Regions from separate parts of the Homo sapiens genome. Here region 1 is linked to region 2. The links are chromatin loops, found by intact Hi-C in ENCODE. Cell type or tissue: A673. All regions are shown on one strand. Each heading gives the region's core, and the rest is flanking DNA. Links, peaks and the distances in the headings are about the cores only.

Evidence for each region. Hi-C counts contacts between places; a loop is a spot of excess contacts. Peaks named below come from ENCODE experiments on the same cell type or tissue, not always from the same donor. Only the 100,000 strongest peaks of a DNase experiment are listed, where the experiment ranks them.
Region 1: a loop joins it to region 2, with 2.6 times the contacts of the local background. A loop is called at or near these places in 3 of 110 quality-filtered maps.

What each region holds. Positions count from the first base shown.
Region 1 is chr20:36,581,736-36,589,735 of GRCh38, forward strand. All of the region lies in intron 2 of TGIF2 (TGFB induced factor homeobox 2), which reads left to right. The region is part of intron 2 of TGIF2-RAB5IF (TGIF2-RAB5IF readthrough); the gene reads left to right. Among named protein-coding and RNA genes, the nearest start is that of TGIF2-RAB5IF, 11 kb to the left of the region's middle. RefSeq lists enhancers at 3,743-4,732, 7,596-8,000. In A673, for the core only: no CTCF peak of the experiment used is centred there; a DNase peak (open chromatin) is centred at 3,876; H3K27ac peaks cover 599 bases.
Region 2 is chr20:36,498,463-36,514,411 of GRCh38, forward strand. DLGAP4 (DLG associated protein 4) reads left to right here. Exons shown (of 13, transcript NM_001365621.2): 9 at 1,126-1,214; 10 at 1,737-2,149. DLGAP4-AS1 (DLGAP4 antisense RNA 1) reads right to left here. Exons shown (of 5, transcript NR_109939.1): 3 at 12,418-12,570; 4 at 10,350-10,363; 5 at 9,240-9,812. Among named protein-coding and RNA genes, the nearest start is that of MYL9, 35 kb to the right of the region's middle. In A673, for the core only: CTCF peaks have their summits at 7,961 and 8,162; no DNase peak of the experiment used is centred there.

The DNA of each region.
Region 1 (8,000 bases), core at 1-8,000, 79 kb after region 2:
CTCCTGCCTCAGCCTCCTGAGTAGCTGGGATTACAGGTGCATGCCCCTACGCCCAGCTAATTTTTGTATTTTAAGTAGAGACAGGGCTTCACTATGCTAGCCAGGCTGGTCTTGTACTCCTGGCCTCAAGTAATCCGTCCACCTCAGCCTCCCAAAGTGCTGGGATTACAGGCGTGAGCCACCATGCCTGGCCCATCTTTTTAAAGAAAACATTTTTCGGCCGGGAATGGTGGCTCATGCCTGTAATCCCAATACTTTGCGAGGCCGATGCGGGCGGATCACCTGAGGTCAGGAGTTCAAGACCAGCCTGACCAACATGGTGAAACCCCATCTCTCCTAAAAATACAAAGTTAGCCAGACGTGGTGGCTCATGCCTGTACTCTCAGCTACTCAGGAGGCTGAGGCAGGAGAATCACTTTTGAACCCGGGAGGCGGAGGTTGCGGTGAGCCAAGATCATGCCATTACACTCCACCTGGGCCACAAGAGCGAAACTCGGTCTCAAAAAATAAAAAAATAAAGAAAACATTTTTCATGGACCCATCTCCCCGCAAGATGTTAACCTGAATCATTTTTATCATATCACTTAGGTAAAACATAAAACTGGGTATATATATAAAAAAAAAACCACTTCTTTTTGCTTTTGTTCTTATACCTAACCTTAAAATCAAACTGTTTCCAAAGTAGATAAATGTAAAAACCGTGACATTCCACCTGACTGTGTTAACTGAAAATGGTGGGTGGTGCTTTGCTGACTGCACTGCAGGATGTGGTGTGGCAAAGGCACAGACTCAGCAGAGTAGATCTGGATGGTCTTAGGCCCCGATGCTCCTACTGGTGATGAAAATGGAAACCCAAAGCCAAACATCCTTCTAGAGAACTGGCGAACCCCTCAAGGTGACACATCCACAGGTCCCACCTGGAGAAATGTAAATGTAAGGAAAGGAAACTGGGCATCCCCTGGAGGGAGGGGACCCGTGGTGGCCACCTGCTCTAGAGTCATGCCGAGAGTTAAGAGCAGTGGGGACCACCCAGCCCTCCTTGATGGAAACTGACCATGAATCCCATGTCAGCCCCAGCTGCACACCTGTCTGGTAACTCCTCCCAGTTAGTTCATTGCCCTCAGCTCATTTGGTCAATTACCAGCTCCTGTACAAATACCCCTTAAATATTTCAGGGTTTTGGCTTCTTTCCTACCCTCATCTAAACCATCATTATCTGATCACAATCATTTATCACTCCCCAACTTAAAACCCTTCAGGCCAGGCATGGTGGTTCGTGCCTGTAATTCCAGCACTTTGGGAGGCTGAGGCAGGCAGTTCGCTTGAGGCCAGGCCAGGTGTTTTGAGGCCAGCCTGGTTAACATGGTTAACTTCTTCAATACTAAAAATACAAAAATAGCCGGGCATGGTGGTACATGCCTGTAACCCCTGCTACTCAGGAGGCTAAGGTACAAGAGTCACTTGAACCAGGAGGACGAGACTGCAGTGAGATCGCACCACTGCACTCCAGCCTGGGCAACAGCAAAACTGTCTCAAAAAAAAAAAACAAACAAACAAACAAAAAAAACCTTCAGTGGTCTGGCAGGGTAACTCATACCTGTAATCCCAGCACTTTGGGAGGCTAGGATGGGAGACTTTCTTGAGCCCAGGAGTTCAAGGCTACAGTGAGCTATGATCATGCCACTGCCCTCCAGCCTAGGTGACAGAGCAAGACCCTATCTCTAAAAAGAAAAAAAAAAAAAAGGCTGGGCACTGTGGCTTATGCCTGTAATCCCAGCACTTTGGGAGGCCAAGGCGGGTGGATTACCTGAGGTAAGGAGTTGGAGACCTACCTGGCCAACTTGGTGAAACCTTGTCCTACTAAAAATAAAAAAAATTAGGCTGGGCGCAGTGGCTCATGCCTATAATCCCAGCACTTTGGGAGGTTGAGGCGGGTGGGTCACCTGAGGTCAGGAGTTTGAGGCCAGCCTGGCCAACATGGCGAAACCCCGTCTCTACTAAAAATACAAAAATTAACCAGGTGTGGTGCTGTGTGCCTGTAATCCCAGCTACTTGGGAGACTGAGGCAGGATAATTGCTTGAACCTGGGAAACGGAAGTTGGAATGAGCCGAGACTGAGCCACCGCACTCCAGCCGGGGCAACAGACTGAGACTCTGTCTCAAAAAAGAAAAGAAAAAAAAACTAGCTGGGCGTGGTTGCAGGTACCTGTAATCCCAGCTACTTAGGAGGCTGAGGCAAGAGAATTGCTTGAACTCGGGAGGCAGAGGTTGTAGTGAGTTGTGATTGCACCATTGCACTCCTGCCTGGGCAACAGAGCAAGAGTCCATCTCAAAAAAAAAGAAAAAAAAATTCAATGGCTTTTGCCAGCCTAATGACATCACCGGCCCGTGTCTACATCTTGAACCTCAACCCTGGTCCCCTACATTCCCACTACATTGATCCACCTCCCCAGACCATTTTCCTCCCACCCCTGACCAGGAGGCTCCCAGTCCCTAAAGGAGCTGTATGCTCTCACAGCAGATAGATGAGGTCACAGCACTGGGACACTAAACTGTAATTGCTTTTAGACTGCACCAAATTCTAGAGGTGTGGAGAGCACTGACCTAGTGTTCACAGTTACAGCCCTAGTGTAGCATAGTGCTTGGTATCTGGTAGGTAGGTGCTCAGTAAATAATGTTGAAGTGGCAGAAAAGGGCTATAAAGTGGTGGAAGGGTCAACAGGCAGGACCTCAGAAGTAAGGAAATGTAATGGCTCCTAATCATGAAAAATAGCCTAAAGCCTGGGAGCATCATTTTTTCCTGTATTTATTAATTAATTTTTTTTTTTTTTGAGACGGAGTCACTCTGTCGCCCAGGCTGGAGTGCAGTGGCGCAATCTCAGTTCACTGCAACTTCTGCTGCCCAGGTTCAAGCAATTCTCCTGCCCCAGCCTCCCGAGTAGCTGGGATTACAGGCACCTGCCACCAGGCTGAGCTAATTTTTGTAGTTTTAGTAAAGACAGGGTTTCACCATTTTGGCCAGGCTGGTCTCGAACTCCCGACCTCAGGTGGTCTCACTTCAGCCTCCCAAAGTGCTGGGATTACAGGCGTGAGCCACTGCTCCCGGCCTCCTGTATTTAATTTTTTAAATTTCATTTTCCATTAAGGACATTTAAGAATATCTATAAAAGCTGAACGCAGGCTGGGCACAGTGGCTCACACCTATAATTCCAGCACTTTGGGAGGCCGAGGCAAACGGATCACCTGGGGTTGGAAGTTTGGGACCAGCCTGACCAACACGGAGAAACCCCATCTCTACTAAAAAATAGACAATTAGCTGGGCATGGTGGCGCATGCTTGTACTCCCAGCTACTCAGGAGGCTGAGGCAGGAGAATCACTTTTGAACCTAGGAGGTGGAGATTGCCGTGAGCGAGATCCTGCCATTGCACTCCAGCCTGGGCAACAAGAGTGAAACTCCATCTCAAAAAAAAAGAGAAAAAAGCTAGGCACAGTGTCTCACGCCTGTAATCCCAACACTTTGGGAGGCTGAAGCGGGTGTATCACTTGAGGCCAGGAGTTGTAGACCAGTCTGACCAATGTGGTGAAACCCCGTCTCTACTAAAAATAGTCCCAGCTATTCGGGAGGCTGAAGCAGGAGAATCACTTGAACCCGGGGGTGGTGGAGGTTGCAGGGAGCCAAGATCATGCCACTGCACTCCAGCCTGGTCTACAGAACGGGACTCTGTCTTTAAAAAAAAAAAAAAAAAAAAAAACTCCACAAAAGTAAGAGAATATAATAATCAACCACCAGCACCAGTCACTCGGCTTGAACAAGTATCAACATTTTGCCAAGCTTGTTTTATCTCTCCCTGGGGACATCTCTTTTGATTGTCTCCTTTAACCCTCCCAGGAGCGATTCATTAGCAAGTCAATGACTCAACTAACTGGTTTGCTGGTACTTGCCTGGGGCTAGGCAGTTGGGAGGGTTAGGGAAAAAAGTAGTTTGTAAAGGATTTTCACAGGTCCCTTCGACATCCTCTAAGCCCAATTTATTGGTTGGACTAGATCTGTGGCTACCTGGCAGGGTTCTGGGCCCCAATCCTTTACTGTAACAATGGTTGGGGATATACCACGTGCCAGGCCCGGGACTCTGTGCTGGGTATACAGTGGTAGAATGGGTACCTTCCCATTACTTCCTGGCTGTCAGGACTCCTTTCATATGCAGTTTCCTGAGGGAAGCCTTCCCAAAGCCCATACCGGGGCAGGGGCAGCAGTCCCCCTGGCGAGGGCTGTTGGGTGAGAAAGGAACCTGGTGCAGAGGCTGTAGTGGTCAGCTGTGGGGGAGGAGTGTCCTGGCCTAGCCCCCAGGGCAGCCAGGGATGTAGGAGCTGCTCTCCTCTGGCTCCAAAGCTAGCTGCCCTCTGATTCCTCCCACAGGCAACTTCTATTTTTCCCCATCTCAAGGCCTTTCATCTGTGTGTATGTTTTTTGAACTTCTGTGTAAGCTTTTTGGCTTAAATAAAGGGCTTGGCCTGCAAGGACAAGTAACCAGTAGGCTAAACCATTGGTTCCTAAGCCTGGGCGGCCAGACTTTCTGGGTAGCTGGTCTGAAAACACATTGCCAACTCCACCCCTCACCCCCACTAGATCAATAAAGCAGAGGGGGAAATCACTAACAGTTTTTAAAAATCTCTCCCAGGCTGGGTGTGGTTGCTCTGCCTGTAATCCCAGCACTTTGGGAGGCCAAAGCGGGCAGATCACTTGAGGTCAGGAGTTTGAGACCAGCCTGGCCAACACGGTGAAACCCTGTCTCTATTAAAAATACAAAAATTACTTGGGCATGTTGTCGTGTGCCTGTAATCCCAGGTACTTGGGAGGCTGAGGCAGGAGAACTGCTTGAACCCGAGAGGCGGAGGTTGCAGTGAACTGAGATCGCACCATTGCACTCCAGCCTGGGCAAAGAAGTGAGACTCCATTTCCCCCCCCCCAAAAAAAAAAATCTCCCCTAAGGTGATTCTAATACAGAGAGCTGCCTTCAAGAGCACCTGGATATGGTAGTCTCAGTGTGAATGGTGGTACCATGATGTTTGGGAAAGGCGCCTCAGTGCCTTTGCTTCCTTGACACAAAAATGAGAGGGTTTCTGCCTGCATTCATTAGCTGCTGCTCCCAGCATCACAGCCTTTGTCAGCCTCCTGGTGTTCCTCCCACCCCCATTTGCCACAGTGATTCCTCCCTTGTTCCTCAGCAGCCTCTCAGATAGAGCCCTGTTTTATGGTAGAGACCGGCTTTCCGGTTCCCAGCCTGTGTTTTGCCATATACATCACAGAGTTCACTTTGACCTTCTTCCTACCATCTCCCCAAGGACCTTGAGTGGAGACAAGTCACAGGTTCTTTTCCTGACTTAGGCACAGGCTGGGCAGCTGGAAGGGCTGCAGAAGGGGCACTGGCAGCCACTCAGTCCCCCCGCGTTGCCTTGCCCAGCCCCTCAGCTGTGCATTTTTCTGGGCTAAGAAGACAAAACAGACAGATGCTAGGCTGCCAAGTGATCTGGACAGGACAGTCTTGTGGGGGAGTGTGTGGAGGGGTGTTTTTCTGTTCTTGAACCCTCAGCCAAAGTGGGAAGTGCCTTTAGGGGCTAGGTGCCCACACAGATGCTGAGAAATGCCCAGACTGCCCTCCATGAGGCTGCCTGCTCAACAACACTCCTTACTTTGCTTGACCCAGGTCACTGTGACCTGCCCATTTTTCCCCTGCATCCAGGGCTGAGGTGGAGAGGGGCAGTGTACTCCTGCAGCACAGGTATGGGAGGAGGCAGCTGTGGGAGGGAGGGAGAGAAGGACACAGGCACTGCTCCTGTGCAAGGAAGACTCCCTCTCACTCTTCAGCTGGCAGTGGGGTGGCTGCCCAGAACCAGGCTGTCTGGATCAAACCCAGCTTTTGCACTTGTGACCTTCAACAAGTTTCTGAACCTCTCCGATCTGTTTCTTCAAGGGAGATCATCATATAACCTGTGTGATAGGCTGAGATTGAATGAATAATTAGATATGAAATGTGAATAGTGCCTGAGGCCAGGCGTGGTGGCTCACACCTGTAATCCCAACACTTTGGGAGGCTGAGGTGAGCAGATCATTTGAGTTCAGGAGTTTGACACCAGCCTGGCCAACATGGGGAAACCCCATCTCTACAAAAAATACCAAAAAAAAAGTACCTGGGCATGGTGGCACATGTCTGTGGTCCCAGCTACTCGGGAGGCTGAGGTGGGAGAATTACCTAAACCCAGGAGGTCAAGGCTACAGTGAACTGTGATTCCACCACTGCACTCCAGCCTGGGTGACAGAGTGAGACCCTGTCTTTAAAAAAAAAAAAAAAAAGCACAGCAAAGCAGTGGAGGCCCTAAAGCCAGGAGGCCTGGTTTTAAATCCCAGCTCTGCACTGGGAAGATGTGTGACTGGACAAGAGCTTTCTTCTCATTGAGCTCAGTTCTCTCTAGTACTTTGGGGACACTGCCCTCTACCCTCCAGGCTTGTATGCAGATTAAACATAATGCAAGTGAGGTGGCTGGCATGATACTGCTATCAAAGGTGTTTGAGTAAGTTTGTTCCCTTCCTTCATCCCACCTAGCTGTTGAGCCCTTCCTTCTTTTTTTTTTTTTTTTTTTTTTTTTTTTGAGATGGAGTCTTGCTTTGTCGCGCAGGCTGGAGTGCAGTGGCGCAATTTTGACTCACCGCAACCTCTGCCTTGTGGGTTCAAGCAGTTCTCTCAGCCTCCTGAGTAGCTGAGACTACAGGCACATGCCACCACACCCTGCTAAGCCCTTCCTCTCTTTAGGGTTTTCCCACAGCTCTAGTCAGGATTCAGCTCAACCAGCGTCCACTGAAGCCTGTTGGTATGTGTGTGCATTGGAGCACCATAGTGGTGAAGAGGGGCAAATAAGGACCCCAGAGCCAGGGCCCCTCCTGGCTGGAATGGAATGGGAGAGAAGGGCCACAGAAGCTTCTGGCTCTGCCCTGCCTATGAGCCTTCCAGCCCGACAGCCTGGTGCTGTCTTTGAGTCACCTGTGGAATAGATGCAGCTGCAGTTAGCTAGGTTAGGAGAAAAGACAGGACCAGAAGAAGGACCTAGAGTGTGAAATTTCAGTCAAGCCACCGTTTAGACCACTTAATGGTTTTCCATGGTGCTCTGGCCTGGTTGTCAGCCCTGTCCACCTCTGAGCTCATCAGCTACCATTCACCGGTTCCTTAAGCCAACCCTTTCCTGCCTCAGTTCAGTTGCATTGGAGGACCATAGAGGTGAAGGAGGGCAGATGAGAACCCCACGGCCAGGGCCTTTCCTTGGAATTGTCTAGAACATTCTTAGCTTTCTGTATGGCTAGCTCTTCTAATCCTTATGTCTCAGCCTTCCAGAACCCTTAGCTATGGGAGTTTCTCTTATCTTTATAATGCCCCCTTTATTCTTGTTTCTGTTGGGGGCTTGTTGGTGGTTATTCACCTAATGGTTAATAGTCAGTCTCCATGACTAGGTGCACTATAAGCTCCACAGGGTGGAGTGCATGTCTGTTTAATTCACAAAGGCATCCCAGCACTGAGAACTGGGCCCAATATACCAGGCACTCAAATAATATTTGAATGAGCAAGAAGCCTTGAAGAGCAGCAGGAAGGTGAGAAGCTCTAACTTGACTTTTTTTTTTTTTTTTAAGACGGAGTCTCACTCTGTTACCCACGCTGGAGTGCAATGGCGTGGTCATGGCTCACTGCAACCTCTGCCTCCCGGGTTCAAGCAGTTCTCCTGCCTCAGCCCCCCAAGTAGCTGGGACTACAGGCGCGTGCCACCACACCCGGCTAATTTTTGTATTTTTAGTAGAGACGGGGTTTCACTATGTTGGCCAGGCTGGTCTCAAACTCCTGACCTCGTGATCTGCCCACCTCGGCCTCCCAAAATGCTGGGATTACAGGCGTGAGCCACCACGCTCGACCGACTTTTTTTTTCTTTGAGACAAGGTCTCACGCTGTCACCCAGGC
Region 2 (15,949 bases), core at 4,526-12,525:
ACCCTTGATTCCTTTCACCCAGAAAATGACACCGGGATAAGGACTCTCTTAGGCCTGTCCTGGGCGTCCCATTCCCTGGATTCACCCCAGCCCCATTCTTGGTCTCATTGCAGCTCCTTGGAGATCCAGTGGTGCTGCATTCCTTGAGCCGGCTTTTGCCGAGGGGAAATGTGGCTGCATCCCTGTCCCAGAAAGCTTCCCTGGCCCCTACTTCTCTCCACAAGGCCAAGAGACTGAAGAGTCCCCAGTTTCTGAGGATGCCCTGAACCCTTGGTGCCTCATGCCCTAGATTGAGTGTGGGTTTCTCCCTCATTCTTGAGTGATGATAGGAAAGCTGGCCTGGCTGCCCCATGGCCCGGGACCTTTGTCCCAGAGAAGAAAGGCAGGCGCAGGGCATCACTGTTGTCCTGTTCCACTTCACAGGAGTGGAGGGAGTGACAGCTTTCCACTTGGCCCTGACCCCAGTCCTTCCTACTGCTCCCCAGGGCCACCCAGTGCTAAAGGTAACCTCAGCCAAGTGTGAATAACGTCCAGGGACTTCGGTGGCTCCTGTGGGTGGCAGTTTCTGAATCTAGAACTGCCGTCCAGGGTTTGCCCTTAGTGCAGGCGCCTCTGGCCTGCCCTCCAGGTTTCTGCCACAGGGTTCAGGGAGTGATCTTTGCCTCAAGACAGCCGCCAGCTTCAACTACACCAGATAACGGCTGTGGCTTTGTGTGTGTGTGTGTGTTTTCTTTCTCTTTCGTCGTCCTTTTTTTTTTTTCTCTCTGATGCGTGTGAAGGAGAGGACTAGAAGGAACGGTTCCCACCTCTCGGAGGACAACGGACCCAAAGCGATCGATGTGATGGCACCCTCCTCAGAGTAGGGAAAGCCAGTCATCTCCACCCCATCCCACCTCCCGCCCACCTGCCCGCCCGCCCGCCTGCCCGCCTCCACGCGAATGAGCAGTGCCCGGCTTAACCTGGTCCGGCCTCGGGCCCACGTGCAGTGTCCGCATGCCTCGTGTCTGTCTGTCCACACGTCCGTTTGCGTCGTCCCACTAATGTGAATTTCAGCAGCAAGTGTGGTGTTTGTTTTTTATTTTTGTCTTTGTCTCCGTGCCGTTGCTGTCGTTGTCCTTCAATAAGGTTGACTGCATTCAGCCAGTGCCAAAAGAGGAGCCCAGTCCCGCTACCAAATTCCAGTCCATCGGGGTTCAGGTAGAGGACGACTGGCGGTAAGTCGGACAGAGGTGGCGGCTGCTTCTCCCCTCTCCTCTCCCTCCCTCCGCTCTCACCTCTCCTGCTCTCCCTAACCCACTTCTCCTTGCTGGATTTCTAATAACCAAGCTGGGTTTGGGTTGCGGGTGGTGGCCCAGGCATGGGAGGCTGGGCAGGGGCGGGCGGGTGGACAGATGAGCATTTGCTCTGTGAGACCAGTCACCCACGGGGGCCATGGCTGGGCCAGGACATGGCGTCAGCTGCCCTGATGCTGGTGGTCTTCCTGGCCCCACTGCAGTAAACAGGCAACCTTATGACCTTGTCCTCGTGTGTGTGTGCGTGTGGGCTTGGGCGGGATGGGGCAAGGGCTGAGCCAAGAATGAGATGGGGGCTGTGGGACCCGCTTCAGGCGCATGGTGAGCAGATGATGCATCCGTTTCTCTGTCTCCCGTGTGTCCGGGTCAAGGCGGCCTCTGGTCTCTGGCCCTCTTGGTGACTCACTCCTTCCTGTCCCCACCCCATCCACCCCCTACCCACAGAAGCAGCGTCCCCTCTCACAGTATGTCCTCCCGACGGGACACAGACTCGGATACCCAGGATGCCAATGACTCAAGCTGTAAGTCATCTGAGAGGAGCCTCCCGGACTGTACCCCTCACCCCAACTCCATCAGCATCGATGCCGGTCCCCGGCAGGCCCCCAAGATTGCCCAGATCAAGCGCAACCTCTCCTATGGAGACAACAGCGACCCTGCCCTAGAGGCGTCCTCGCTGCCCCCACCCGACCCCTGGCTCGAGACCTCCTCCAGCTCCCCAGCAGAGCCGGCACAGCCAGGGGCCTGCCGCCGAGACGGCTACTGGTTCCTAAAGCTACTGCAGGCAGAAACAGAGCGGCTGGAAGGCTGGTGCTGCCAGATGGACAAGGAGACCAAAGAGAACAACCTCTCTGAAGAAGGTGGGTGCCACATGGATGGTCCTTGGGCAAGGGTAGAAGGTGTTGGCAGCTGGTTTCAGCTGGTGGCCAGCAGCTTCCGAACTTCTGAGTGGGGGTCTCTTAGGTTCTCTTCTTGGGCTAGTTTTTGAGCTCCCTTCTTACTTTCTTCGCATTCTTCCATCCATCCACCTATTTAACCAAACCTCTTTCCAGAAAGGGTTGCTGGTGATAGCTGTTTGTTGTGCAGGCTGTGAGGCCACCCACACCTGGGTTTGAATCCCAGCTCCTCCCTTACTAGTGAAGTAACCTTGGTCAGGTTACTCCGAGCCCCCATTTCCTCATCTGTAAAATGGAGCTAATCCTCTGCTCACTATATGAGCATGTTGTAAGGATTGAATGTGGTCGTGCATGTGAAGGGCCTGATGACCTGTCAGACACAGAGAAAAGTGGGAGCCTAATTATGCCTTCAACAACTTTTTTTTTTTTTTTTTTGAGACGGAGTCTTGCTCCATCACCCAGGCTGGAGTGCAGTGGCTCGATATCAGCTCACTGTAAACCTCTGCCTCCCAAGTTCAAGCAATTCTCCTGCCTCAGCCTCCTGAGTAGCTGGGACTACAGGCACGTGCCACCACACCTGGCTGATTTTTGTATTTTTAGTAGAGACGGGGTTTCACCATGTTGGCCAGGCTGGTCTCGAACTCCTGACCTCAGGTGATCCACCTGCCTCTGCCTCCCAGAGTGCTGGGATTACAGGCGTGAGCCACCACACTCAGCCAACAGCTTCTTACTGAGTGCTTCCTGTGTGCCAAGCACCAGGGATCCAACTGGGTCTCAATAGGGTGTGAAGAAGTTATGCTTTTATTTTCTACTTAAGTTTCTACCTATATCATGCCAATTTCCAAAAATTCCCTTGAGAAATTAGTTCAAGAAAGTGCTAGACACGTGTAGGGAGCCTAGATTCACAGGTGGTTGGAGGGGGGTTGGGTGGTGGAAGGCAGGTCCTGGGAAGCTCCAGGCTGTTGACCTGCACCCACCTGGTTCACCTGTGGCTCTGGTTCCCATTGAGCTACTCCTCCACACTCAGGAAGGACAGGTCTTCAGAGTGTCCAAATGGTTTGACACACATCCCATACATGATGGAGGGGGCCCTGAGGACAGCAGCCTTTGATGATGCAGAAGACTCATCAGAGTCATTGTTTTCACTGTCCTCTAGGCCAGTTCCCCGCTTTGATGTCACACCCACTAGTGCAGGGGAACTGTTGTGAGGAAAGTACCTAGTAACTTTTTACAATAATAGTATTTTAAAAAATCAAAACAGAGACAAGGATCAGAGAGCATTAAAAGGCTTCTAAGAGAAAACATCCAGCCCACCGCCCTACCTGGGCCTTTCCCCACTTTCAGTTTTTACTAGCTGTATATTCTGGTATTTGTCTTCATATATCTTTTAAAAAATGTGACTGATTATATTTCCTCTTTAAAATTAATCATCATTTCTATTAATTTCCTGTTACCATTGGCATAGATGAGTGTTTAGCTCTCACACAACCTCTGTCTCCCTTTCTCCCACCCTCTGTGTACATCACAGTTTATGATAAATAGTAATCAGTGTTTCTGTTTACTATGAGTATGTAAATATTGTTTATTGCAGAGCCTAACAGTATATTATTATTGCGTTTTCTTCTTTTTACATTTTGTTTTTCCTAAAACGAATTGTTTGCCCTGTTGCCACATTTAAAAAATACACTCCATTTGCTAAATTTTAAAAAAATTTTTTAAGAGACATGGCCTCACTCTGTCATCCAGGTTGGAAGTGCAGTGGCATAAGCATAGCTCACTGCAGCCTCAAACTCCTGGGCCGAAGTAATCCTCTCACCTCAGCTTCCTGAGTAGCAAAGGACTACCACAGAGTGCCACCATGCCCAGCTAATTTTTAAATTTTTTTGTAGGGACAAGGTCTCCCTGCGTTGCCTAGGCTGGTCTCAAACTCCTGGGCTCAAGCCATCCTCTTGGGTTGGCCTCCCAAAGTGCTGGGATTACAGACGTGAGCCACCACACCCGGACAACAATTTCTATATAAATATAAAAATGAAGTTAAAAATAATTTTCCCTCAGAATCTTAAAGGCACCATCATTTTTTTTATTTTTATTTTTTTGAGACAGTCTTGCTCTGTCGCCCAGGCTGGAGTGCAGTGGTGTGATCTCAGCTCACTGCAACCTCCACCTCCTGGGTTCAAGTGATTCTCCTGCCTCAGCCTCCCGAGTAGCTGGGATTACAGGTGTGTGCCACCATGCCCAGCTAATTTTTTGTATTTTTAGTAGAGATGGGGTTTCACTGTGTTGGCCAGGCTGGTCTCAAACTCCTGACCTCAGATAATCCGCCCGGCTTGGCTTCCCAGAATGCTGAGATTACAGGCATGAGCCACCATGCCTGGCCACCTTGTATTAATTTTTAAAAGTAATTTTCTCACTTCTATTTGTTCTGTTGTCTGGCTCTAGAATTTCTGTCAGTTAGTTGCTGTACCTGCTGTGTGGATCCTCAGGCTCTCACCTTTTCTTCCTCATGTTTTTTGTTGGACTTCCTCGAAGGTTTTCTTTTTCTTTTCTCTTTTTCTTCTGCCCTGTGATGGCTTTACTGAGATATAATTCACATACCACAAAATTCACCCTTTTAAAGTACACATTTAGTAAACTCACAATGGCACTTAGTGTATTCACAGTGTGGTGCAACCATCACTACTGTTTATTTTAAGAACATGTTCATTGCCCCAAAAAGATGCTCTCTGCTCATTAGGAGCCGCTCCCACAGCCTTAGGCAACCTCTAATCTTTCTGTCTCTGGATTTGCCTATTCTGGACATTTCATATAAACAGAATCATACCATATATGGCCTTTTTTTTTTTTTTTTTTTTTTTTTTGAGACGGAGTCTCGCTCTGTCTTCCAGGCTGGAGTGCAGTGGCGCGATCTTGGCTCACTGCAAGCTCCGCCTCCTAGGTTCACGCCATTCTCCTGCCTCAGCCTCCCCAGTAGCTGGAACTACAGGCGCCTGCCAACCACGCCCGGGTAATTTTTTGTATTTTTGGTAGAGACGGGGTTTCACCATATTAGCCTGGATGGTCTCAATCTCCTGACCTCATGATCCGCCCACCTCAGCCTCCCAAAGTGCAAAGTGCTGGGATTACAGGCGTGAGCCACTGCACCCGGCCCCATATTTGGCCTTTTGTGTCTGGCTTTCACTTGGCATGTTTTTGAGGTTCATCCATGTTGTAGCATATGCCAGTATTTCATTCCGTTTTGTTGCTGAATAATATTTCATTTCACACTACATTTTATTTATCCATTCTTCTGTTGATGGACATTTGGGTTGTTTGTACTTTTTGGCTATTATGAATAATACTGCTAGAATATTCATGTACAAGTTTTTTATGGATGTATATTCATTTCTTTTGGAGTAGAAATGCTAGGTCAAACTTCGATTTTTGTTTTCCTTTTTTTGTTGTAAAATATATATAACATAAAGTTTACCTTTTAACTGTTTTTAAGTGTGCAATTCAGTGGCATTAATTATATTCACAATATTGCACTACCATCACAACCATCTATTTCCAAAACTTTCATCTAAAACATAGAATCTACCTATTAAACAGTAATTCCCCATTATCCCCTCTGCCTAGCCGCTGGTATCCTCTACTTGCTGTGTCTGCGAATTTTCCTCGTCCTTTTGTGTTTGGCATGTTTTGAAGGTTCATCCATGTTACAGCATTTTCATTTTTATGGCTGACTAGTATTCCATTATGTGTACAATATATACCACATTTTGTTCATCTGTTGCTGGGCACTTGGGTTGTTTCCACCTTTTGGCTATTGTGAGTAATGCAGCTATGAAGACTGGCGTGTTTGAGTACCTGTTTTTAATTCTTTGGGGAGTGAAATTGCTAAGTTATCTGGTAACGCTATGTTTAACTTTTTGAGGAATGGCTGAACTGCTTTCCATAGAAGCTATACCATTTTACATTCCTACCAGCAAAGCACGAAGGTTCCAGTTTCTCCACATCTTCACCAACACCTGTTATCTTCTGTCTTTTAAAAAAATTCTAGCCATCCTAACGGCCATGAAGTAGATGAAGTAATATCTCATTGTCATTTTGATTTGTATTTCCCTTATGATATTGAGCATCTTTTCATGTGTCTGTTGGTCATTTTTATGTCTTCTTGGAAGAAATGGCTAAGGCCTTCGCCCATTTTTTAATTGGGTGGTTTGTCTTTTTGTTACTGAGTTGTAAGTCCTTTATATATTATGGGTGCTAGACCCTCATCATATATATGATTTGCAGATACTTTCTCCCATTCTGGAGACTGTCTTTTCACTTTCTTCCTGGTGACTTTTGATGCACACAGGTTCTTTTTTTTTTTTTTTGAGACGGAGTCTCGCTCTGTTGCCCAGACTGGAGTGCCGTGACGTGATCTTGGCTCACTGCAACCTCCGCCTGCTGGGTTCAGGCAATTCTCCTGCCTCAGCCTCCTGAGTAGCTGGAATTACATGTGCGTGCCACCATGCCTGGCTAATTTTTTGTATTTTTAGTAGAGACGGGGTTTCACCATGCTAGCCAGGGTAGTCTCGAACTCCTGACCTCATGATCTGCCTGCCTTGGCCTCCCAAAGTGCTGGGATTACAAGCATGAGCCACCACGCCTGGCTGACGCACAAAGGTTCTTAGTTTTGATGAAGTCCATTTTTTCCTTTTGTTGCTTGTGTCTCCACTTATTTTTTTAAATTATGAGCATATATTAATAAAAATTTAAGATAAACAGTTGAGGCACTGAGAAGCTGACTGGCAGTTTTGTGTGGGTAGGGCTTGTTTTAAGTAGGCTTTCTATGGACCCCTTCTTAGAATAGTGGTTTTAGGCTGGGTGTGGTGGCTCATGCCTGTAATCCCAGCACTTTTCGAGGCCAAGGCGAGAGGATCTCTTGAGCCCAGGAGTTCAAGACCAGCCTGGTCAACATAGCGAGACCCCCATCTCTATCGAAAATATAAAAATTAGCCAGGCATGATGGCATGTGCCTGTCATTCCAGCTATTCGGGAGGCTGACAAGCGGGGAGGATCACTTGAGCCCAGGAGGTCGAGGCTGCAGTGAGCCAAGATTGGGCCACTGCACTCCAGCCTGGGTGACAGAGTGAGACCCTGTCTCAAAAGGAAAAAATCATAAGGAAGAGAAAATATACTTACTGTTCATTAAGCAGAAGTGGATCGTCATAAAGGTCTTCCTCCTTGTCTCCACATTGAGTACACTGAGGAAGAGGAATGGGGAAGAGGAGGAATGTTGGTCCTGCTGTCTCAGGGGTGGCAGATGGGAAGAAAATTGATACATAAGTAGATCTTTGCAGTGCAAACCTGTGTTGTTCAAGGGTCAGCTGTATTTCACCATATATTCAATATAAAACTATTGCAATATCTTATATTCCTTTTCATAGTAAGTCTTTAAAACTTAGTGTATATTTTACTCTTACAGCACATCTTAATTCAGACAAGCAACATTTCAGGTGCTTACTAACGACATGTGGCTAGTAGCTGCTGTATTGAGCACAGATTGAGACAGTAAGCCTGGGGCAGGGTGCACAGATTGCTTCATGCCAATAGGGTGATTCTGTGGATTTGATTCCCTTTAACTTTCCTTTACTATACTTAATTCTAGTTATTTCTAGAGCAAGAAGATGTTTACCTGCAAAGGAAATTATGTCATACCAAACGATATTGGTATTACCTTCCTGTCTACCTGGGAGGGAAGAGGTCTTTTATGATGTTTCTGGATAACCACACCAGAACTCCTGCAGTTGAACATGAACTCTAGAGGGGGCCCTTTTCATAGCCCTGTATCAGTTACTGTAACTTACAGACAGATGGAGTCACATAGCTCATGTCCCTTATCCAAAATACATAGGTCAGGGAACTCAGCAGTGCCCACCCACCCAGGTGGCTGCCTGTATTGACTGAATTTTGCATTGCCCTCTTGTCTAAACCTGAAGAACTTTAAACTTGACAATGTTCTTTTCAGATAATTTATTTTTCTGAATTGTGGTTAAATATATATAACATGAAAATTACCATTTCAACCAAGTTTACAGTCTGTGGCATTAAATTCACACTGTTGTATAACCATCACCACCGTCCATCTCTAGAACTTGTTTTGTCTTCCCCAGCTGAAATTCTGTACCCATTAAACACTAACTCCCCATTCCCTCCTACCCCCAGCCACTGGCAGCCACCACTCTACTTTGTCTCTATGAGTTTGACTATTCTAGCTACTTCATGTAAGTGGAACCATGCAGCATTTGTTCTTCTGTGACTGGCGTATTTCACTTTGCATAATGTCTTCAAGGTTCATCCATAGCATGTGTCACAATTCCCTCCCTTGTTAAGGCTGAGTAATATTCTATTGTATGTAGAGACTACATTTTATGTATCTATTCATTTGCCAATGGATAGGTGGATTGCATCTACCTTTTGGCCGTTGTGAATAATGTTTCCTGTCTCTTAAGAATGATACTCTTCATTGAAATTGCAAGGCTCTCTGATTAAATTCTGTACATCCACTCAAGGCCCTGACTTGTGGGCACAAAAGTTGTTTTTTTTTTGTTTTGTTTTGTTTTGTTTTTGTGAGACAGAGTCGCACTCTGTTGCCCAGGCTGGAGTGCAGTGGTACAATTTCGGCTCACCACAACCTCCGCCTCCTGGGTGCAAGTGATTCTCGTGCCTCAGCCTCCTGAGTAGCTGGGATTACAGGCACATGCCACCACGTCCAGCTAATTTTTGTATTTTTAGTAGAGACAGGGTTTCACCATGTTGGCCAGGCTGGTCTTGAACTCCTGACCTCAAGTGATCTGCCCACCTCGCCCTCCCAAAATGCTGGGATTACAGGTGTGAGCCACCACACCCAGCCGTGGCCACAAGTTTTAAGGTCACCCCTCTTAAATCTGTGAGGAACTCCACCAAGGAGATACCATTCGTAGCTGGGCCTCAGAGAATATCTACAGGCTGGGGGAGAGGAAAGGCATTCCAGATGGAGGGAGCAAAGACACAGAAGCAGGAAGGGCATAACAAGTCACGCCAAACCTAATGGCACAAAACAACCATTTTATTATGGTCACAGATTCTGTATGTCAGCAGTTCAGAAAGAGCGTGGCAGGAACATCTTGTTTCTTCTCCATACAGCCTGGGGCTTCAGATGGGAAGGCTCAAGGGCTTGGGGTGACATGACACCTGAGGTATGGAATTACCTAAAGGTAGTTAACGTGTGTGCCTGGCACTTAAACAAGGATGACTCAAAGGCCAGGACTGCCAGCCACAGCCCCTGTGTATGTCCCTCCACGTGCCTTTGCTCCCTCGCAGCATGGCAGCCTTCTTGCATGGTGGCTCCAGGCCCAAGTGTGTGTTGAACCCTGAGGCTGCATCCTTTTCTGACCTAGCCCTGGAAGTCACGTAGTAACTCTTCCACTGTATTTGACTGGTTACAAGCAAGTCACAAGCCCAAGGCGGGGCTTCAGGTTGAAGGAGGGAAGTATTAGACCCTACCTCTTCATAGGGAAGTATCAAGGTTTCAGAAGAGGAGGAGGGACAGGAGAGACTGTTGGGGCCTTCAGAAAATACAATCTGCCACAGCAAAGAAGCAGTTACATCCACTGTTAAGCTGCAGTAAAAAGAACAATTTTATATTGAACGCTATGTCTTGAACACTCTGTCTACTTTGATACATAGAGATCTAGTTCATTTCTGTTAAATTCATACACATATACTACATTCCCTTTGACCATTTTCCTACTGATGTTTCAGGGTTCTTTTTTTTTTTTTTTTTTTTTTTGAGATGGAGTTTCTCTCGTTACCTAGTCTGGAGTGCAATGGCGCGATCTCGGCTCACCGCAACCTCCACCTCCCGGGTTCAAGCAATTCTCCTGCCTCAGCCTCCCAAGTAGCTGGGATTACAGGCATGTGCCACCACGCCCAGCTAATTTTTTGTATTTTTAGTAGAGATGAGGTTTCTCCATATTGGTCAGGCTGGTCTTGAACTCCCGACCTCAGGTGATCCGCCTGCCTTGGCCTCCCAAAGTGCTGGGATTATAGGCGTGAGCCACTGCACTGGGGCCATTTTGGTGTTTTCAGCGTTTCATCAACACTCTGGTGCATGTCTCTCTGCCATGAGGTGGGAGAACTTCTCTGGAGTACTTACCTTGGACAGAATCACTGGATGGGAGGAAACACATATTTTAATAAATGCTGTCTGATTGCTCTCCAAAGAGGTTATATCAGTTTATCCTTACACCAAGTGTTTGAAAGTTGCCATTTCCCTAGTATACTTACTGATACTTGATCTTGTTGGACTTTAAATCACTTACTTGGTAAGTGAAAAATTAAAACCAGTTGATTTATTTCACATTTACTTGGTTACTAGAGAAGCTGTGCATATTTTAATTTTATTTATATTGGCCATTTAAACTTCTGTGAATTACTTGTATACTCTATTCATTCTTCTATTGGATTCTCAGTATTTTTCAAATTGTCTGGGCATGGTGGCTCATGCCTTTAATCCCAGCACTTTGGGAGGCTGACGTGGGAAGATTGCTTGAGTTCAGGAGTTCAAAACTAGCCTGGACAACGTAGTGAGACCTCATGTCTACTACAAATGAAAATTTAAAAATAAACAATTGGCCAGGCGCAGTGGCTCATGCTTATAATCCCAGCACTTTGGGAGGCCGAGGCGGGAGGATCACCTGAGATCAGGAGTTTGAGACCAGCCTGGCCAACACAGTGAAACCCCGTCTCTACTGAAAATACAAAAATTAGCCGGGCGTGGTGGCAGGCGCCTGTAATCCCAGCTACTCGGGAGGCTGAGGCAGGAGAATCGCTTGAACCCAGGAGGCAGAGGTTGCACTGAGCCGAGATCACACCACTGTACTCCAGCCTGGGTGACAGAGCTAGACTCCATCTCAAAAAATAAATAAATAATAATAATAATAAATTAGCTGAGCATTGTGGTGTACACCTGTAGTCCCAGTTACTCAGGAGACTAAGGTGAGAGGATTGCTCGAGTGTGGGAGAGTAAGGCTATAGTGAGGTATGATTGTGCCACTGCACTGCAGCCTGGACAACAGAGTGAGACCCTGTCTCAAAAAAACAAAAAGTACTTTAAAAATCAATTTGTAGTTCTTTATATATATGGATAGTTACACTGTGCCTATTATAATATGACGAATATTTTCTGCCACATTATTGCTTGTCTTTTTTTTTTTTTGAGACAGAGTTTTGCTCTTGTTGCCCAGGCTGGAGTGCAATAGCGTGATCTCAGATCACTGCAACCTCTGCCTCCCGGGTTCAAGCGATTCTCTTGTCCCAGCCTCCTGAGCAGCTGGGATTACAGGCATGCGCCACCACGCCCCACTAATTTTGTATTTTTAGTGTTGGTCAGGCTGGTCTCGAACTCCTGACCTCAAGTGATCCGCCTGCCTCAGCCTCCCAAAGTGCTGGGATTACAGGCATGAGCCACCGCGCCTGGCCTGAAGTCTCTTTCTTTCTTCAGTGTTTAGTGATGCAGATTCCATACTTACGCAGGGGTATGTTTCTGGGCTCTGTTCTGTTCCTCTTTTGGCTGCTTCTATGTTAATACAACTATTTTCATTTATTTGTTATTTAATTTTATTTTTTTGGCGAGTCTCACTCTGGCACCCCATCTGAAGTGCAGTGGCATGATCTCAGCTCACTGCAACCTCTGCTTCCCGGGTTCAAGCGATTCTCCTGCCTCAGCCTCCTGAGTAGCTGGGACTACAGGTGCATGCAACCACACCTGGCTAATTTTTTGTATTTTTAGTAGAAATGAGGTTTCGCCATGTTGGCCAAGCTGGTCTCAAACTCCTGACCTCAGCTGACCCACCTGCCTCGGCCTCCCAAAGTGCTGGGATTACAGGTGAGAGCCACTGAGCCTGGCTGACTCCTGGCTAATTTTTGTATTTCTACTAGAGATGGGGTTTCACCGTGTTGGCCAGGCTGGTTTGGAATTCCTGACCTCAAGTGATCCGCCTGCCTCGGCCTCCCAAAGTCCTAGGATTACAGGTGTGAGCCACTGCGCCCAGCTGACACCTGGCTAATTTTTGTATTTCTAGTAGAGATGGGGTTTCACCATGTTGGCCAGGCTGGTTTGGAATTCCTGACCTCAAGTGATCCACCCACCTCGGCCTCCCAAAGTGCTGGGATTACAGGAGTGAGCCACCGTGCCCAGCTGTATTAATATAACTTTCAATTACCATGGCTTTGTAGCACGCCTTGGTATCTGGTGAGTGCTCCTTCTTTATCCTTTTTGTGCAGAAAGAAAAACTATTCTTGTATCTTCATTCTTCCAATATAAATTATAGAATTTGTATATCAAGTTCCTCAGAAAAATTCTGTTGGGATGAAAACTGGAAGTAGAGTAAGCTTATAGATTAATTGGGGAAGAACTGATAACTAAAATATTGAATCTTCTCAACTATAAGTCAACTTTATCACTCCATTTATTCAAGAATCCTATTATATCCTTCTATCCAAGTTTGAGTAATTTCTCTATGAAGGTCTTTCATATTTTAATTTTCATTTAATTTAATTTTTTGAGAAAAGGTCTCACTCTGTCACTGAGGCTGGAGCACAATGGCATGATCTTGGCTCATTACAGCCTCAGCCTCCTGGGCTCAGGTGATCCTCCTGCCTCAGCTTTCCAAGTAGCTGAGGCTACAGGTGTGTACCACCATGCTCAGCTAACTTTGAGATTTTTTTGTAGAGATGGGGTCTCACTATGTTGTCCAGGCTGGTCTTGAACTCCTGGGCTCAAGCAGTCCTCCTGCTTTAGCCTCCCAAAGTGCTGGGATTACACCCATGAGCCACTGCACCTGGCCTCCTGCATATTTTTATTAGATTTATTCCTTAGTACTTTCTAGTAGTTTTTGTTGAGTTTTGTGAAATTGATCATTTAAAAAATATTTGCGGCCGGGTGCAGTGGCTCACTCCTATAATCCCAGCACTTTGGAAGGCCGAGGTAGGCAGATCATTTGAGGTCAGGAGCTCGAGACCAGCCTGGCCAACATGGTGAAACCCCATCTCTACTAAAAATACAAAAATCAGCTGGGTGTCATCGTGGGCACCTGTAATCTCGGCTACTTCTGAGGCTGAGGCAGGAGAATCACTTGAACCCGGGAGGTGGAGGTTGCGGTGAGCCGAGATCATGCCACCGCGCTCCAGCCTGGGCGACAGAGGGAGACCCTGTCTCAAAAAAAAAAAAAAAAATGCATAGTCTAATTAGTCACAGCTAGTAGGTAGAAATGTTTAATCCTTGTATGTTGATCTTGTGTCCGGCAACCAAGAGAATCCAACATGGTTCTCTTGGATTTGCATCATAAATGATTATATTGTTTGCTAAGAATGCCAATTTTGTCTCTCTGATTTTTTTTTTTTTTTTTTTTTGAGAGAGAGTCTTGCTCTGTTGCCCAGGCTAGAGTGCAGTGGCGTGATCTCGGCTCACTGCAAGCTCCACCTCCCGGATTCATGCCATTCTCCTGCCTCAGCCTCCCAAGTAGCTGGGACTACAGGTGCCCACCACCTCGCCCAGCTAATTTTTTGTAATTTTAATAGAGATGGAGTTTCACCGTGTTAGCCAGGATGGTCTTGATCTCCTGACCTCGTGATCCGCCCACCGCAGCCTCCCAAAGTGCTGGGATTACAGGCGTGAGCCACCATGCCTGGCCCCTTGTCTCTCTGATCTTATTGATATCTTGTCCAACTGTATGGCAAGGTGCTTCAGGACAGTGTGGAATAATAGGTCCATATCTCTACCTTGTCCTGACCGTCATTCACTCAGTGAATATTTATTGAGTACCTACCTTATGCCAGGTACTGTTGTAGCTTCTGGGGATGTCGCAGTGAACAAAACAAAATCCCTCCCCTCATGGGAAGGGATACCAAATAACCAAATGTGGTAAGCAGTAACCAGGTGAGCAGTAACAAATAACCAGGAAGGGTAAGAGCAGTATAGTGTCCACTGCACAGGCAGGGTCGGTGTTGCTGTTGCATTCAGGGTGGTCAGGGAGGGCATCCCTGGCCAGGTGACCTGTGAGCAGAAACCTGAAGAGAGGGAGAGAGGAAGTCTGTAGAGATCTGGGGAGAAGAACTTTTCAGGCAGAGGGAGCAGCACCTGACTGATGGGCAAGTGCTTGACATGCGCAAGGCTGAGGGAAGCCACCAGTGGGCTGCAGCCATGAGCCAGAGGAGAGGGATGGGAGATGAAGTCAGACTGGGGGCATCTCAGATCACAGGGGTCTCAGAGGCCCTTTTTTTTTTTTTTTTTTTTTTTTTTTTTTTTTTTTTTGAGATGGGGTCTCACTCTTTCACCCAGGCTGGAGTGCAGCGGCGCAATTTTGGCTGACTGTAACCTCCACCTGCCAGGCTCAAGCAATCCTCCCACCTCAGCCTCCCAAGTAGCTCGGACCACAGGCCCGCCGCACCTGGCTGGGAGTTTTACCAAGTTGCCCAGGCTGGTCTTGAACTCCTGAACTCAAGTCATCTGCCCATCAGAGGCCATTATTAAAGGCTTGGTTTTACTCCAAGAAGAGCTCATCAGTTCTGAGTGCTGCAACTTGACATACTTTTTTAAAGAATTAATCTGGGCCGGGCGCGGTGGCTCACGCCTGTAATCCCAGCACTTTGGGAGGCCGAGGCGGGTGGATCATGAGGTCAGGAGATCGAGACCATCCTGGCTAACAAGGTGAAACCCCGTCTCTACTAAAAATACAAAAAATTAGCCGGGCGCGGTGGCGGGCGCCTGTAGTCCCAGCTACTCGGGAGGCTGAGGCAGGAGAATGGCGTGAACCCGGGAAGCGGAGCTTGCAGTGAGCCGAGATTGCGCCACTGCAGTCCGCAATCCGGCCTGGGCGACAGAGCGAGACTCCGTCTCAAAAAAAAAAAAAAAAAAAAAAAAAGAATTAATCTGGCTTCTCTATCCAAATGAGAACCTCTGTGTACCTTCCATTGGCACACAAATGGAAGCTGGGAGATGAGTTAGGAGGATTTAACAATCTGTGTAAGAGAGACTTTAATGGAGGAATCAGACTGTGGATATATCTTGAAGATAGAACAGGATTTCTCGACAGATTAGATATGGGTAAGAGTAAGGGAGCCAAACATGGCTTGGAGTCTGAGTGAAGAAGAGGATGGCATTGCCACTGAAATGGGGAAAACTATAGGAAATGTCGATCTGGGGGAAAGTCAGGAGTTTGGTTTGGAACATGTTAAATTTGATATGCTTTGTTAGACATCAGAATAGAGAAGTCAAGCAGGCAGTTGGATATATGAGTCTGGGGATAGGTCCAGTTTGAAGATTCTATCTGGGAGTCACCAGAGTATAGATTAAGATGAATAAGATGAGAATGCCTAATAAGTAGAGAAGACAAGCTGTCTAAAGACTGATCCCAGAGACATGAACACTTAGCGGTGGAAAGGGAGGAATAAACAGCAAGATCAAAGGAAGAGCAATTGGAAGCCACCTGAACAACGTTCTCAAGGGAGAATCCAGTGTCAAAGGCAGCTGAAGGGCTCACCAAGCCAGATCTAGAAAGGCAGAGGTCATTAGATACATAAAGGGCCATTTTGGTGGAATTGTGATGGCAGAAGCATGGGTAAGGTAGCCTGAGAGGAGGAGGATTAAGAGAAGAGAAAACAGGAGAGTAATTGGAGACCACATGCATGGATTTTCCTGTACAAGGAAGCAGAGAAATGGAGGGATGTAGGGTCAAAGGAGACAGCTGTTTCGTT